Regions from separate parts of the Mus musculus genome. Here region 2 is linked to region 1. Evidence: chromatin loops called from intact Hi-C (ENCODE). Cell type or tissue: heart. All regions are shown on one strand. Each heading gives the region's core, and the rest is flanking DNA. Links, peaks and the distances in the headings are about the cores only.

Region 1 (7,674 bases), core at 1,103-6,102:
AGAATTAATCCACAGCGTCCGATAAGGGCACAGGGTCCACCTCTTCCTGTTTACCTCGAGTTAACTTTTTCCCATACTTATACCGGATCATCTGTCCTTGTCAAAGACATAGGAATGAATAGTAGCTATTAGCTCTCTATAGACCTGTGCAGTCTGAGGAATCCTCCCAGCCCCTTATGCCCTAGAATCAGAGTCCCACGGGATCAGGCCAGAGCCCTCAGAGGAGGAAGCGCCACGAAGCAGTGGGCAGTACAGGCAGAGAAAGCCCAAGTCGCCATCACTACAGGATGGAACTCGGGCCAGCCCTGTCCTTCCCCCTGCATTCCTGAGTTGGGACTGTTGAGTGAAGCAAAGGAAACTGACTGGAGCTAAGCCAGGATTCTGGTCTTGGACTCCGCTCCATCTTTTATTCAGAGAATGATCTCATCCTTGGTCCACGGTCTTTAAAGGGAACTGCACGGGGGTTTCTTTCCTGGAGCCTGGAATGCGCTTTTATTGCTCATGTCTCGTCCATAAGATCAAAGAAATAGGCTTTACCTATAGAAGACTGCTGGATTTTAGGAGTTAGAAATACCACATTCTCTCCTGTATTATCAGTTTAGCCTCTGGCCCAGAAGGTGTCGTCCTTGCTACCTGTACTTCTTTCTGATAGGCCTTGTCCTACTCTGGGATCCCTGGATACCCTACATCCCCCCTCCTCCAGCCCCAGCCTCACTTACCCCTAACTCATCTGGTCTTATTTTTAGATCCGGCATCTCTCTCTCTCCCTTTCTTAATATGGCGATGAGCTCTTAGGCCTGCATGGGGCCAGGGGCTAAGGAGTCCTGGACACTGGGGGAGGGGGAAGGAACCAGCTGCTGGGAGGGAGCCTAGGGAAGAGGTATAGGAGGTGAGAGGATTCAGGCTCTCATGGAGCTGTCCTGGCCTCAGAAGGTTATCCATCCCTCCTGCCAACCACAGAGACATATTTAGACAGGACCAGGTGGGGACGGAGGGGGTGCCAGTTTCAAGGGGCAGCTCCGGTTCCCTCCCCGCCCCTGCTCCTATTCCTCCTCCTGACCCTTTTTCTCTTGGCTCTGTCGGCAGTTTCTCCAGGACCCAGCAGTGTCCTCTGTCCACTGCTCTGGCCCACTCTCTACCCCACCCCCACCTGGAGCCCCTAACTCAGGATTCTGTATCCGAGGGGCACCTCTCCCTATTTCAGCTAACCTCCTCTGGACCAGGAGAGCAGGCCCAGATTGTACTACCTCCATGAGAGCTACCGACAGGATGGGGGCCAGAGCAGTGTCCGAGCTGCGGCTGGCACTGCTGTTTGTACTGGTGCTAGGGACGCCCAGGTTAGGGGTCCAGGGGGAAGATGGGTTGGACTTCCCTGAGTACGACGGTGTGGACCGTGTGATCAATGTGAACGCCAAGAACTACAAGAACGTGTTTAAGAAGTATGAGGTGCTGGCCCTCCTCTACCATGAGCCCCCCGAGGACGACAAGGCCTCGCAGAGACAATTTGAGATGGAGGAGCTAATCCTGGAGGTGAGTGGAGAATAGCAGGCCTGGAGAGCATGCTCAGTCCCCTCGGTGAGCCCTGAGTCTGAGGGTGGGGGCTAGCTTAAGAGCAGCATGGCTGCTGGGCCTCTGTCTCCACCAAGTACATGACTGGAATGTGGCCTTGGCAAAAAGAAAAAGACTCAGGGACCAAGGTCCTACCCTTCTGTTGGTAAGTTGTGCTGCAGGAGGCAGGGGCACTAGGTTTGGCTGGGGGGGGGGAGAAGCTGGGTGGGGGGAGCTTGCACAGTACCCTGCACTGTGCTTCATACTACTCTTGTGGCCAAAAGATCCCCCTCTCTTTACACACGTAGGGCCGTGCTCCAAGACGCAAACAGCAGAACCGTGAACACGATTGTTCTTTTATTTGCCTTCAACTGACTTAGTGACTGTACAGTTAAATGACTTCTAGAGGCTTCCCACAGACCTCCCCAGGCCAACCCGCCGCGTTTTGTCCCCTAGGGGAAGTCCTTACTAGAAAACTCTCACGAAGGCTTCAGCATGCCTTCCCCATCATTTCAGCCAGAGAATCTACTTTAGGTCCAAGGCAGAGACGGTTAATACAAAAAAGAAATGAGGGGAGGCAGCCTTCCGATTGGATTACGTGGCCACACGCATCCCTAATGGAGCTAGGATACGTTTGCCTTTGTCTGCACTTCCCCGGCTTGGTGATACAGAGAGGCTCCACCTTGTCCGAGCTTGGAATGTTTCAGTGTAAGACACCCGGCCCCCTGGCTTGCATTTCCGTGTGCCCCATCGGGCTCTGCAAACTGCTATCTGATTAATGAGCCAAGTATTTTTATCCTCCATGTTCAGTGGCCTCTGCCATCCACCTGCCACCCGCCCTCCCATTCTCCTAAGGATCACTGCAGTGCTGGGTGGGATACAGCTGCACACAGTATGCCCACAGCAGAAAGAATCCGCAGGTGGCTGGCTGGGGAGGCTTGTGGGGCGACCAGCCTAAAGAAGAAGGAGGTGGGGCCTGGAAGAAGAGTGACTGTCCCTCCAGGGATGATGGCAACCTCTTGACCTCTGGCCTTTCCTACCCCTCACCCCACACCCCATCCTCCACAGCTCTCACTTTGGGAGTTACTTCAGGATCCCAGGGTCCCACATTCCCCTCTGCTGAGTTTGGCCTTTGATCAGGATGAAAGGTAGGGCCCAGTCTTTCATGGAAGGTGAGACTCAGCGTCCTTCAGGAACGTTGCAGTGAGCAATAAATACACACCATCTTTTCAAAGGCTGAACCAAAGACAGGCTAGGGTTATGAGGTGCCCAGGCAGAGTCTGCTTCTAACAGATGGTGAAGGTCAATGCTTGGCTTTCTTGCACCTCAGATGACCCGATGAATGATAGGAACGTATCTCACAAGGAAGAGGTTGATAAGAATTCTGGGGGCTAATTTAATTCTGACTCCTTCTTCCAGTTAGCAGCCCAAGTCTTAGAAGACAAGGGTGTTGGCTTTGGCCTGGTGGACTCAGAGAAGGATGCAGCTGTGGCCAAGAAACTAGGTAAGGGAGGGCAAGGAAGCAGGTTATGGAAGACTGGAGAGGCCCAGGTGGGGGTTTGGGGGAGATTTGAGAGCTGCACATCTATTTAGAGTGGGCCGGGGCATTTGAGATTAGGGGCTATTCTGTATAGAGTCCTGCGCCCCACTCCCTGGATGAGGTGGAACGGTGGGGTGGTAACCTTTCTGCTCATCTAGAAAATAAGACTGGGTAGGGACATGGGCATGGTGGCTCATACTTGTGATACTTGTATTTGAGAGGATGAGGCAGGAGGATTGTGGATTCAAAGCTTCCTGGGCTACATAGTGAAATTCTAAAACAAAACAAAACAAAAGCATGTATGCTAACCTAAAAAAAAAAATGTAGTTAAAAAAAAAAAAAAAAAAAAGAACACAGCTAGGTGTTGGAAAGGAAGGTGAAACCAAGAAATACAGGCATAGCCAGAGAGCCCTTCTGCAAAGTGCTTTTTTGGCTCCTCCCCTCCCCCCTCCCTTCTCCCTTCCCCCTCGGCTTCCTCCCTTTCTCTTAGCAGAGCCCAGATATTACACCACCCGGCCACCAGGCGGCAGCAGAGGCTGGACACCGGATGTGGATGGGGGAAGGGTAGTTAGCAACAAGTCATCTGGACAGCAATAGCAAAGATTCAGCCACTAGATACTTCAGAGTCGCTGGCAGGAATATTTGTCCCTGGCTGTGTAGGCAGAGCAAGGGAGCTGTGTTGCTAGAATCTGAATCTTCCCAGTTTCCTCCCCTCAAACCCTACCGATCCCCACCCGGGCAGGCCCCAGCTTCTGCCTAGCTTTAGCTCCTGAACTAATTTGGGAATGAAGGGTTTAAGGGTTTGTTGAAGGTAGATGGGGCGGGGCAGGAGTAGGGGGAAGGGATGGAGAGGTGGAGGATGAGTCTGCAGGGATTAACAAGTGGGCTGTGACCAGATTAGACTCGGGTTTCTGGGAAGGTTGTCTTCCTCACTCACCTTCCCACCATGCGTTTCCTAGGACTAACTGAAGAAGACAGCGTTTATGTGTTCAAAGGAGATGAAGTCATTGAATATGACGGCGAGTTTTCTGCAGACACTCTGGTGGAGTTTCTGCTTGATGTGAGGGTTCCCCTGAGCCTCATAGCCTTGAAGTTTCCAATGCCCCTCGGTCCTTACTAATCAACCCTACACTCCTAAACACACACACACACACACACACACACACACACACACACACACACACACTCACACACCAGGCATACATACACTATACCAGTTTCCCACATACCACGTGCAACATGTAACAGATATCACATACATATATCATATAGATCAGACACAATGTACACAAAACATATGCATATCACATATATAGGCCCCTATATGTGTGTGTGTGTGTGTGTATATACACATATATATACATATATATATGTGTGTGTGTGTGTATAAAGCACATCATATATATGTGCCACATATACCAGATATAAAACATACATACAATGCATTCTCATGCACACACATGACATACAGCATACATATAGCAATAAAACATGTAATATACAATTTATATTATATATATATGTGTGTATATATATGTGTGTGTATATATATATATATATATATATATATACACCATACACATCAGAACCACAAATAAATCACACATACAACAACATATCACAAACATATACCCCATGCCAAGCAGAAGATACAGAACATGCGTATCACACACACTGCACAACACTCAGACTACACACATACACCATTAACAGGCCACATATCCACCCTATACAAGCATCTCCTATTCTAGTTCCCTGTCTTTCCCCTGTATCTTTCTCTGGGGCCTGTCAGGGACAAAAGGAATGGTGGTCTCAATATTCTTTTTCTCCCAGGTCCTAGAAGACCCTGTAGAGTTGATTGAAGGTGAACGAGAGCTGCAGGCATTTGAGAATATTGAAGATGAAATCAAACTCATTGGCTACTTCAAGAGCAAAGACTCAGAGCGTGGGTAACAGCTCTTTCTGACCCACCTATCCTCCTTGCCTCCCTACTTTGGCCAGTGGCCAAGCATCTCTGGTTCTGACCTCCTAGGCCCCCTTCTTCCTTCTGCACGGTCAGCTCCATCATCTGTCCCTGCACTCTGGGGCATTCCCAAACACCCCCAGCATTCCGCTGCTTCCTCTACAATTCTATTGTATTTTATTCTCAGAGAGCTAGAGTTAGAGAGCTAAAGGGGATGGGTCTCTTCCTGGGACCCACATGTCAAGGAAGACCTGCAGAGAAGATTCCCCTTGGTGGTGGGGGGGAGTGATTCTTTGGCAGACCCTGAACATGACTGTGACTGTCCCTTCCTCCCCCTCAGATTACAAAGCCTACGAGGACGCAGCTGAAGAGTTCCATCCCTACATCCCTTTCTTCGCTACCTTCGACAGCAAGGTTCTCTTCCCTGTGGCTACACTGGCTCTCCCTACACTCTTAAGCTTCCCTCAGCCTACCCTACCAAAATTGATGGGATCTTGGCACCATTTTTCATGCTGGTATTCCCCACCCCAGACTCATGTTCCTTCTCCTATAGAATTGAAGGGAAGGTGGACATTAGACTGTCTAACCCACCTTTATTGTGTTAAACGATGCCCAGAGGAGTGAAGACACTTACCCAGTGACCCAGAGCCACATTTTCTGACTCCTTTTCTGCAACTAGTTCCTTTACACTGTTTCTCACTCAGCTCCCGCTTCTCCTGCTCCATAACTCTTGTCTACTTCCTCAAAGGTGGCAAAGAAGCTGACTCTGAAGTTGAATGAGATTGATTTCTACGAGGCCTTCATGGAAGAGCCTATGACCATCCCAGACAAGCCCAACAGTGAAGAGGAGATTGTCAGCTTCGTGGAGGAGCACAGGAGGTGGGGATTGGCCAAGGTTCCTCCCAGGGCTAGCACATCAGTTTGTGAAGTGGGCTGGGAAGCAAGCCAACCTGGAAGCTACACTGCCCTGGAGATGAATATGCTTGCAGACGTTGGTGTTCACTGATATACCAGTAGGTTCTGTGTTGTATTTCATACCCCAGCACTAAGCTCTGAGCCCTACACAGAGAAAGTCCTCTGTAAATGTGTGTGGACTGAGGGGCTTCTTAGGGAGTGTCAGCCAATGAGTAGAGTACCTGTGTTCGGACCAGGAACTGGGAGGTACCTTCTCTCTATTACTGAAGTTAATTTCTTTAGCATCCTCAGTGAAAGTGGCTCCAGGGGGAAGAATCAGAACTGGGATTCAAGCTTGAACTCAGTCCCTTCTCCTTTGTCATTCTTGACACTAGCAGTTGTCAACGGAGGCACAGGGAGCGGCCTGCGGGGCAAGGGTTTTTGCCTTCCAGTGGCTGTTAGGCAAGGTTTCCAGGACATTTTTGGCTGTGAGGAGTGCTGCTGGTATTCAGTAATTAGAGGCCAGAGATACTATTAACCATCCTCCAGTGCGCACGACGCCCCCTCCCTCGACGTCTGCAGTGCTGATGCGAAGAAACCCTGCCCTATACTCACACAAGTCTCTTCCTTCATGTGACTCCACAACTAGAAATACCCACTCATCAGTCTAAATACTACTTACTCTCGCCCACTAGATTTTGGCCTCTTTCACTGGGGCACAACATACCAACATGGTTTAATCAATACCTAACTCAGTCCTCATAACCTATACCCGCCCCCAACCCTTTCCTGTACTGGGAAGGGAACCCAGGGCCTGGCATACAGGAGGCATGGAATTTTATTTCGAGCCCAGGCTGTCAGCTTTACTAAATGAGTGAATGAAAAAGTAAATGACTCTGCTGATATCCAGTTCTTACCTTTGCCCCCAGCGTCTCTCTTCCAGCCATCCCCTTCCCACTAACCATTGTTTTGCAGCCGTGCCATGTTCTGGGCCTGATGCCCAGAGCTTAGATTTGCTAACTGGCTTTGTTCTGGGCTACAAGCTGTTTATGCCCTAGGCCTGACCCAGAGGTGGCTTCAGCTGTGGGGACCTTCTGGAGGGAGGTGTCCCCACCCACTGAATAGGGACCCTCTGTCTCTCCTAGATCAACCCTGAGGAAACTGAAGCCTGAGAGTATGTACGAGACTTGGGTGAGTGATGACCAGGACCAGGCCCTTGGGGAGCAGGAGTGGGTAAAGACCCGGATCTTAGAAACGGCTGTCCCTGCTCCTCCCTGTGCCCTTAGCTAGGAAGAAAGCCGTGTCTCAGCCAAGGGGCACGTGGGTTGGTTTTTATTTGTTTTGTTTCTGTACCGAAGACCATGTCAGGTCTCAAGTGACAGGCATGACAATGAACATGACAAGGCTGACTCAAACTCTGGAGCTGACAGGATCCCTAGAGCAGAAAGGATGCCATTAGAAAAGTCACCACCGTGAAAACATAAGCTGCCATTCCAGGAGTCAGATTCAAGCAACGGGCAAGGGGTTGGACGGGAGGACAGTAAGGTCTCCCCCACCACCCCCATCCCCAGCTCTAACCCTGCTCCCCTCCTCACCCTCCAACAGGAGGATGACCTGGATGGAATCCACATTGTCGCCTTTGCAGAGGAAGCAGATCCCGGTGAGGAGAGGACACTGGAGCGGCCTGGGGGAAGGGGGTGTATTTGTTGGATCGTAGGCCTCACATGGA
Region 2 (7,674 bases), core at 1,593-6,592, 69 kb after region 1:
CCAGACCAGGCTGGCCTCGATTCAGAAATCCTCCTGCCTCTGCCCACTAAGTGCTGGGATTAAAGGCGTGCTCCACCACTGCCCAGCCCTTGTCACATTCTTAATAATCTGTTGGTGAGGCTCACCTCTGAGCTCATAATCTTGGGAAAAAAAATGTGTCTCTCTTGGTAGCACAAGTTAAGCATTCAGTGGCTAGCTGCAGCACCAGTGGCCATTACAGCAGAAGGGAAAGGAAAGAGACCATACTCTGTAAGGTATGCTAACAGGCCAAGAGGAAGAAACCAACCAACAAAGAAATAATTGACATTTAGTTTAAGAATACATTTAGAGATGGGCAGTGGTGGTGCACGCCTTTAATCCCAGCACTTGGGAGGCAGAGCAGATGGATTTTTCGAGGCCAGCCTGGTTTACAGAGTGAGTTCCAGGACAGCCAGGCTACACAGAGAAACCCTGTCTCAGGGAAGGAAAACAACAACAACAACAAAAGCATTTAGAAATACACATATGTAAACATTTCCTATTCTGACGCTCAGAAATCAGGTTTAGAAGGCATCCTACAAGACATTCACAAAACAAACAAATAATATGAACAATAAAACTGAATTTGAGGGGACAGCAATTAAAGTGCTTACTGCTCTCGAAGAGGCTCTGAGTTTAGTTTCTGGAAGCCACACAACAGTTCACAACTATTAACTCCAGCCCCAAAGGATCTGGTCCCTTCTTCTGTCCTAGCCTCCACAGGCACTACCCTCACATACATCCATCCCCACACAGACACAGGCACATAAATCTTAAACATGAATCTGAGGGGCAGAGGCTGTGGCCCAGCAGCAGAGAGCTTGCTTAGTTTACCTGAAAACCCCAAGTTTTGTTTCTTTGTTTGAGACAGGTCTCACTATGTAGCTCTGGCTGTCCTGGAACTCACTTTGTAGACAATGCTGGCCTCAAAATCAGAGATCCACCTGCATCTGTTTCCAAGTGCTGGGATCAAAGGCATGGACTAATGGACTACCACCATCAGCCTTGGCCCCAGTTCTTTTGTTGTTGTTGTTGTTTTTGTTTTGTTTTTCAAGACAGGGTTTCTTTGTGTAGCCCTGGCTGTACTGGAATTCACTTTGTAGACCAGGCTGGCCTTGAACTCAGAAATCCGCCTGTCTCTGCCTCCCGAGTGCTGGGAATAAAGGCGTGCGCCACCACAGCCGGCTCTTAGGCCCTAGTTCTTAAAAGAAAACAAACAAAATAGAAAGATGGGTACAAAGCAAACACCTGTTATGTATTACCTATGATTGGTGCCTCACACCAGTACACCAGTACTTAGGAGGCTAGGTGAGACAAGTTTGCAAGACCAGCCTGGTGTGCATTATAAATTTCAGGTCAGCCTGGGATAAAGTGAGTTCCTGTCTCAAAAGTCAAATAAACAAGCTGAAGAAATGGTTCACTGGGGCTGGAGGTGACTCAGCGGTGAAGAGCACTGGCTGCTTGCTCTTCCAGAGGTCCTGAGTTCAATTCCCAGCAACCACATGGTGGCTCACGACCATCTGTAATGGGATCCAGTGCCCTCTTCTGGTGTGTGAAGACAGCTACAGTGTACCCATATAAATGAAATAAATCTTTGAAAAAAGAAAGAAAGAAAGAAAGAAAGAAAGAAAGAAAGAAAGAAAGAAAGAAAGAAAGAAAGAAAGAAATGGTTCACTGTTTTAGAGTACTGGCTGTTCTTGCAGAGGACCCAGATTCAGTTCACAGCACCCACATGGCAGCTCACAGCTACCTATACCTTCAGTTCCAGGGATCTGAGACCCTCTTCTGATCGTCTCCAGCATGAGTCATGCAAGCGTTGCACAGACAGCCATGCAGGTAAAACACCCAGACATAAAACCAAATTAAAATGTAAAAGCTTACTCTTACATCTTACATACATGCATCCGCATTCAAAGTTTTTATGTTACTTCATAATGAACATTTTCTAGTTTTGAGCACCACGGGGAACAAAACTTAGCATAGCCACTCTCAAACTTTTCCCAGTACAAATCCCAAAGGTACTAGGATTGGTCAAACCTACCTTAAAGAGTCAGGGGGCTTCTCTACTAAGTCTTGCCAGTCTCAAGCACAGTCCTACCCTCTGCTACGAGCAATCTACAAGCCTTGTAGGAACCATACTGACAACTGTGTTCCGGCTCCCTCTCCTTGTTGCTGAAAGCACATGATTCTTCTACTGACCAATAATCTGCAAGTTAGCTACAAAAGGAACTGCTTTTAAGAAAGAAAGAAAAGAAAAGAAAAGAAAAGAAAAGAAAAGAAAAGAAAAGAAAAGGAAGGAAGGGAGAGAGAGAGAGAGAAAGGAAGAAAGAAAGAAAAGAAATCCCACTACCTTTTGAAAAGTTGTGCCTCTGAGGCTAACTGGACTTAGATACCAACTAAATGGAGGCTCACTCTTCGATCCTAGCTTTTAGTCAGGAGTGGTTAATTACTCTCCAGATGGCATGGATGATAAGTTCTGGGTTTGGGAGAACAGATCTGACTTGACAAAAGGCTAAACAGAATTCAGGCAACCCAGTTCTCTATGTTTTAACAGTCTAAGACAAGATCCACGGGAAGACAAAACACAATGCAAATAAATAACGGGGGAATAGAAAACGAGGTGCAGACTGCTCACTCGACGCTTAAGCCATTTGAAGACACACAACAACAGTGTCGGGCAGCAGGTCAAAATACAGCCAATTAAATTTGTAAGAAATTTAACCAAAATTGTAACAAAGCTGCTAACAATATCCAAACTTGCGGAAACAGGGGTAACAATTGTTGAGTTTAGCGGTCTGCACTTTCGCATGAGGAAAGGGTCTTGAATTGAGGAATTAAACGCCTTCAATGCCACTCACCTTCCTGCTTTTATCGCCGACCGAAGTCAGGCCCAAGATCCTGAGAAAACTGGTCTGGAGGTTCGCTGAAGAACTGAGAAAAGTGAAAGTTTACATGGCAAAGGCGTCTCTTCTGAAAGTAGCCAAAATATTTATGACCACACTTTAATGTTTTTTTTTTTAAAGTCTCCTCACAACTATTTAAAACCAAAACAACTTACCTAACTCAATTCTGACTACTGAACAAAACCCATGCCCGTAATGGAAACACAAAGGATTAACACAAGATTTAAACGCCAGGCAAAGTTATCTCCCAGCTCCACCAAGGCTAAAGAGTCACTTATGAGGAAAACCTGTATCTTTTCAACTCTTAAACCAAACCACCCGTCTCAAGCAAACTCCGGAGCAGGGGGGGGGAGGGGAGAATCCGCGGGAGAATGTGATCGCTCTAGTGCGGGTTTGTTTACAGACTACACCAACAATCATGAGTCAGAAATTCAAGCCGCCAGATGCTTTCCAACTAATAAGGACCAAGCGGGACCGTTCTAAGGTGTCCTAAAAGATTTCGGGACACGGGGAGGGGAAGTACATTAAGAGAACTAGATCACAAAGCATTCAAGAACAGACTGCCAGTTTCTTGGACCTCGGCCTTCCGTACGAGGTGCTGGGCCTGAGATCTTGGGATGGGGGAAGGGGGCACACTGCGCGGTGGCCCTGAAGTGACTAGGAGACGCCAACAGAGCCGGGTCCCCAAATTATAAAGGGAGAAATGAGAGTTTACGAATGGGTCACCGGACGAACGAGAAGCCCCTGTGAGTCATGGGGTTGGCCCTAGGGGGCAACCCCGTGGACCGACCCGGGCAGAGGACGAGTCCTCCCAGCACCGACTCGGAGGAGGGGAGTAAGACTTAAAGTCCGGGAGTTTTAGGAAAGGGATCGGGCCTGTCCTGCGGGGAAGCGGTCAGGGAGAGGGGGGAACAGGCCGAGCCGGACGAAACACGGACCCGGTAGGTCAAGGGGAGGGCGTCCGGCTGGGGCAGTTACAAGCACGGGAGCTGGCGAGGCCCGGCAGCCCGCTTCCCATCTAGGGTCATCCTTCTGCCAGCGGATGCTCCGACTGTTCCAGGCCCAGCCGCCCCGTCCACTGCCGCCACCAACGCCGCCGCCATCTTACACTGGCCAGCGGCAGCCACCACCACCGTCTCGGGTCTCCGCGCCTGCGCCTGCGCCGTCACGCTTTCCGGCGGGGTTTGCGACGCTGTGCTGGAGGAGACTGAGCGAGAGCGGTCCCGCGAGCTCTGGGCTCCCAACCCTCCCGGTGGCCGCACAAGGGGCGGAGCCTCGGGCCAACCGAAGCCGCGAGGGGCGCGTGCGCGGGGCGGAGGAGTCAAGTTGTTTTCGTACTTTGAGAGTGATGGCTTGTCTCCTGGTATTCAAAACACATGCGATCTAGGGGCTCCTTGGAGTTGTGCCGGAAAATGAACCTCATTCCAAAGGCTCTGGCAGGCAAACTTCTAGGTGTCCTCCAGGCCTGAGGTTCTAATTCTTGCCATATTTTTTTGTTTGTTTGTTTCCTTGTTTAAAGAAAAACCCCTTTCTCCTTTCAGGCTCAAAGCTGCATTTCCTTCAATGGCTTCTTAAGAGGCCTTCTGCCAGCACCCATTTGTCCATTTGTTTAAAAGAGTCACTAAGGTTTGGGGATGTTGGAATGCTTCCTAAGGGTCTAAAAGTTTTAAAAGTTTGATCCCCACACCTGGGGGTGGGAGTGACACGGCTTAGAAACAGGATTTATTTATTCATTTGAAACAGGATCTTTCTACCCGGGCTGTCCTGGAACTGTAGATCTCACAGAGATCACCCACCTGCCTCTGCCTCTCAGGCGCTGGGATTAGGATTAAAGGCGCTCAACGCTGCAGAGTTTAATTTTTTAAATGAGCATACAAACTAACAGGTTACAAACTAGCACTCAGGAGGCTGAGACAGGATATACACAAGTTGGAGGTCAACCTAGAACAACGGATAGTAAGTTCGGGGCTAGAATAAGTCCTTCCCCGATCCCCAACACACACACACACACACACACACACACGCAATAGGTTTCCATGTGGCATTTTCATATGTATGTGTCATGCCTGTTTCTTCATGGCCCCCTTCCCACTCATTTTCCCCTTCTTGGTTACCTTCCTCCAATAACTACCACTAAGTTTTGTGACTAGTGTATACTCCATTCTCTTTTCTTAGCTTTCCTTCAACTCTCTTTATATCTCTTCCTTGCCTCTCAGTCTCCTGTCTACTTTGTTGTTAAATATGAATACGTGTGTGTAATTAATAGACATATGTATACATGAACTTAAATCCAGATTCTGCATATGGGAGAGGACATGCCATATTTGTCTTTCTGAGTCTAACTTATGTTGTTTATAATCTGCAAATACTATTTCATTCTTCATAGTTGATGGATCCTATTGTGTATATATTCTATATTTTCTTTAATTCATTCATCTGTTGATAAATATCTAGGTTTATTCATAATTTAGCTGTTGTGAAAATACAGCTAAAACATGGATACGCCACATAACTCTGCAGGTTGCTGGTTTTAGGTAACCTCTGTACACTACTTTCTGCTGACACCTAAAGGAAACCTAACCAGGATTCTAGGATTCCAGATTACTCCTAGCTAGCAGGCTGGAGCATTCTTATTTGTAGCAGAAAAATCTAGTAGGATCATTATATCCAGGGTAGGCAGTAGAATAAAATAATTGTTTTTCACTGTTTAGGGTAGACATCAGAATGAAGAGTTTTTTTTCCTGGAAGTAATGTTTTTGTTTTGTTTTGTTTGTTTTTCCAGACAGGGTTTCCTTGCCCTGGCTGTCCTGGAACTCACTTTGTAGACCAGACTGGCCTTGAACTCAAAAATCTGCCTGCCTCTGCTTCCCAAGTGCCAAGACTAAAGGCGTGCGCCACCACTTCCCGGCTTTTTTGGAAGTAATTTGACCTTGAAAAAGATCCTTATAGAAAACCGAGGTGCTTTCTCTCATCTATGGGGTTGTTCTTCTGAAGGAGCTTTACAGTCTTTCAGTGACTTCTGGGTCACAAGATGGTCCTGGCACACCTGCAATACCTTGCATTATCGAGGATTGCAAACAGTACACAGTAAGGACTAGAGTTGTAGGGTGGTTTTCTTCAGGAAACATAGAGCTTTTTAGGGTCTTTAGTATAAAGGAATTTATTCCCCCCTGCCCCGGAAAAAAAAAAGAACAACTTGTGTAACAATCAGTAAACATACTTTTGGGCAGATGTTCAGTACTCAGTCCACAGAGGCTGACTCTTCCTGATGCCTGCAAGGCCAAGTTTCATCCTGCGCTGTTTCCTTTGGTGTGACTCAGAACACCAAGGTTGTTGAAGATGTTTTAGGTGGGTCTCCTGCATCCCAGGCTGTATCCCGCCTCTACCTCCAGAGCCGGGATTACAGGGAAGCATCGCCATTGCTGGTTTATGCAGTGCTGGAGGTGGAGCCACGGGGCTTTTGGGCATGTTGAACAAGTACCCTAACAACCAAACTACGTCTTCGGCCTCTCTTTCTTTTAACCAGAAGGTTAAGGTACTAAGTACAGACTCCTCAACTCTACCCCATACCAATACCATTCCCCTCCTCCCAGGTGTTTTGAGACAGGAACGAGAGTAGCTCAGAATAGCTTCAAATTCACTTCTGAAACTGCTGCCTCCATCTCCCGAGGGTCGGGCATGTGCCACTATGTCTGATTTTATTCGTTGTTGGGAATCAAACTGAGGCCTTCGTGGATACTAGGCAAGCACTCTATAAACTGAGCTCCATTGCCAGATACATTCTATCCCAAGCTGTCTCTTGTTGACTACTTGCTGAAGTAGACATGTGGTAATTAATACTGTTAACTCGACAAGATCTATAATTAGTTAGCAGGCAAGCCTCTAGGCATGCCTGTGAGGGATTACCTAGATTAGGCTAATTGAGGTGGGAAGACCCACCTAATTGTGGGTGACATCATTCCATAAGCTGAGGGGCTTGGCTGAATATACAGAAAGTAAATCGAGTACCAGCATTTATTACTGTTTCTGAACACAATGTGTCCAGCAAGCCTCCAGCTGCCGCGCTCTCCCCATCATGATGAATGATGTCCCCTCAAACTCTAAGCTGAAATCAGTGCTTCACTCACATAATTTGTCCAGCCATTTGGAGAGTAACTACTCCAGCTAGTTTGTCTATCTCCATTAGTGCCCTCATACGAGCAAACGTCAGGCAGCTGAGTGACTTTTAAGATGTAAGTCAGGTCATAGTCCCCTACCCAAAACATCCATTACTTTCTCATCACATAACGAAAGTCAAAATTATCTAGACTGGGCCGAGCATACGTCCCCGGCCTGAGGAGGTGGTGGCGAGCCCACCGCCGTTTGCTGCGACCTCATGGAAGGTGGCGGAGGAAGTAGCAACAAATCCACCAGCGGGTTAGCTGGCTTCTTCGGAGCCGGAGGAGCGGGTTACTCGAACGCTGATTTGGCCGGCGTCCCGCTGACTGGTATGAACCCCCTGTCTCCTTATTTAAATGTGGATCCACGCTATCTCGTTCAGGATACTGATGAATTTATTTTGCCAACTGGAGCTAATAAAACCCGAGGCAGATTTGAACTAGCTTTCTTTACCATTGGAGGATGTTGCATGACAGGGGCCGCATTCGGGGCAATGAACGGTCTTCGTTTAGGATTGAAGGAAACCCAGAGCATGGCCTGGTCCAAACCAAGAAATGTACAGATTTTGAATATGGTGACTAGGCAAGGAGCACTT

Evidence for each region. Peaks named below come from ENCODE experiments on the same cell type or tissue, not always from the same donor. Only the 100,000 strongest peaks of a DNase experiment are listed, where the experiment ranks them.
Region 2: it touches region 1 in a loop (3-fold over the local background); 7 of 42 quality-filtered maps call a loop at or near these places.

The regions. Positions count from the first base shown.
Region 1 is chr1:172,213,268-172,220,941 of GRCm38, reverse strand. Casq1 (calsequestrin 1) reads left to right here and starts at 1,047. Exons shown (of 11, transcript NM_009813.2): 1 at 1,047-1,530; 2 at 2,968-3,052; 3 at 4,048-4,148; 4 at 4,922-5,033; 5 at 5,392-5,465; 6 at 5,800-5,930; 7 at 7,091-7,136; 8 at 7,551-7,605. The coding sequence starts at 1,252. Gm17224 (a long non-coding RNA gene) reads right to left here. Exons shown (of 5, transcript XR_865735.3): 4 at 7,541-7,674; 5 at 7,256-7,380. In heart, for the core only: CTCF peaks have their summits at 3,408 and 3,610 (motif pointing right); DNase peaks (open chromatin) are centred at 1,301, 2,201, 3,621 and 5,991; H3K4me3 peaks cover 2,703 bases; H3K27ac peaks cover 3,304 bases.
Region 2 is chr1:172,144,524-172,152,197 of GRCm38, reverse strand. Dcaf8 (DDB1 and CUL4 associated factor 8) reads right to left here and starts at 4,183. Exons shown (of 14, transcript NM_001357204.1): 1 at 3,860-4,183; 2 at 2,877-2,949. It also overlaps the pseudogene Gm10171. In heart, for the core only: no CTCF peak of the experiment used is centred there; a DNase peak (open chromatin) is centred at 4,117; H3K4me3 peaks cover 3,065 bases; H3K27ac peaks cover 3,423 bases.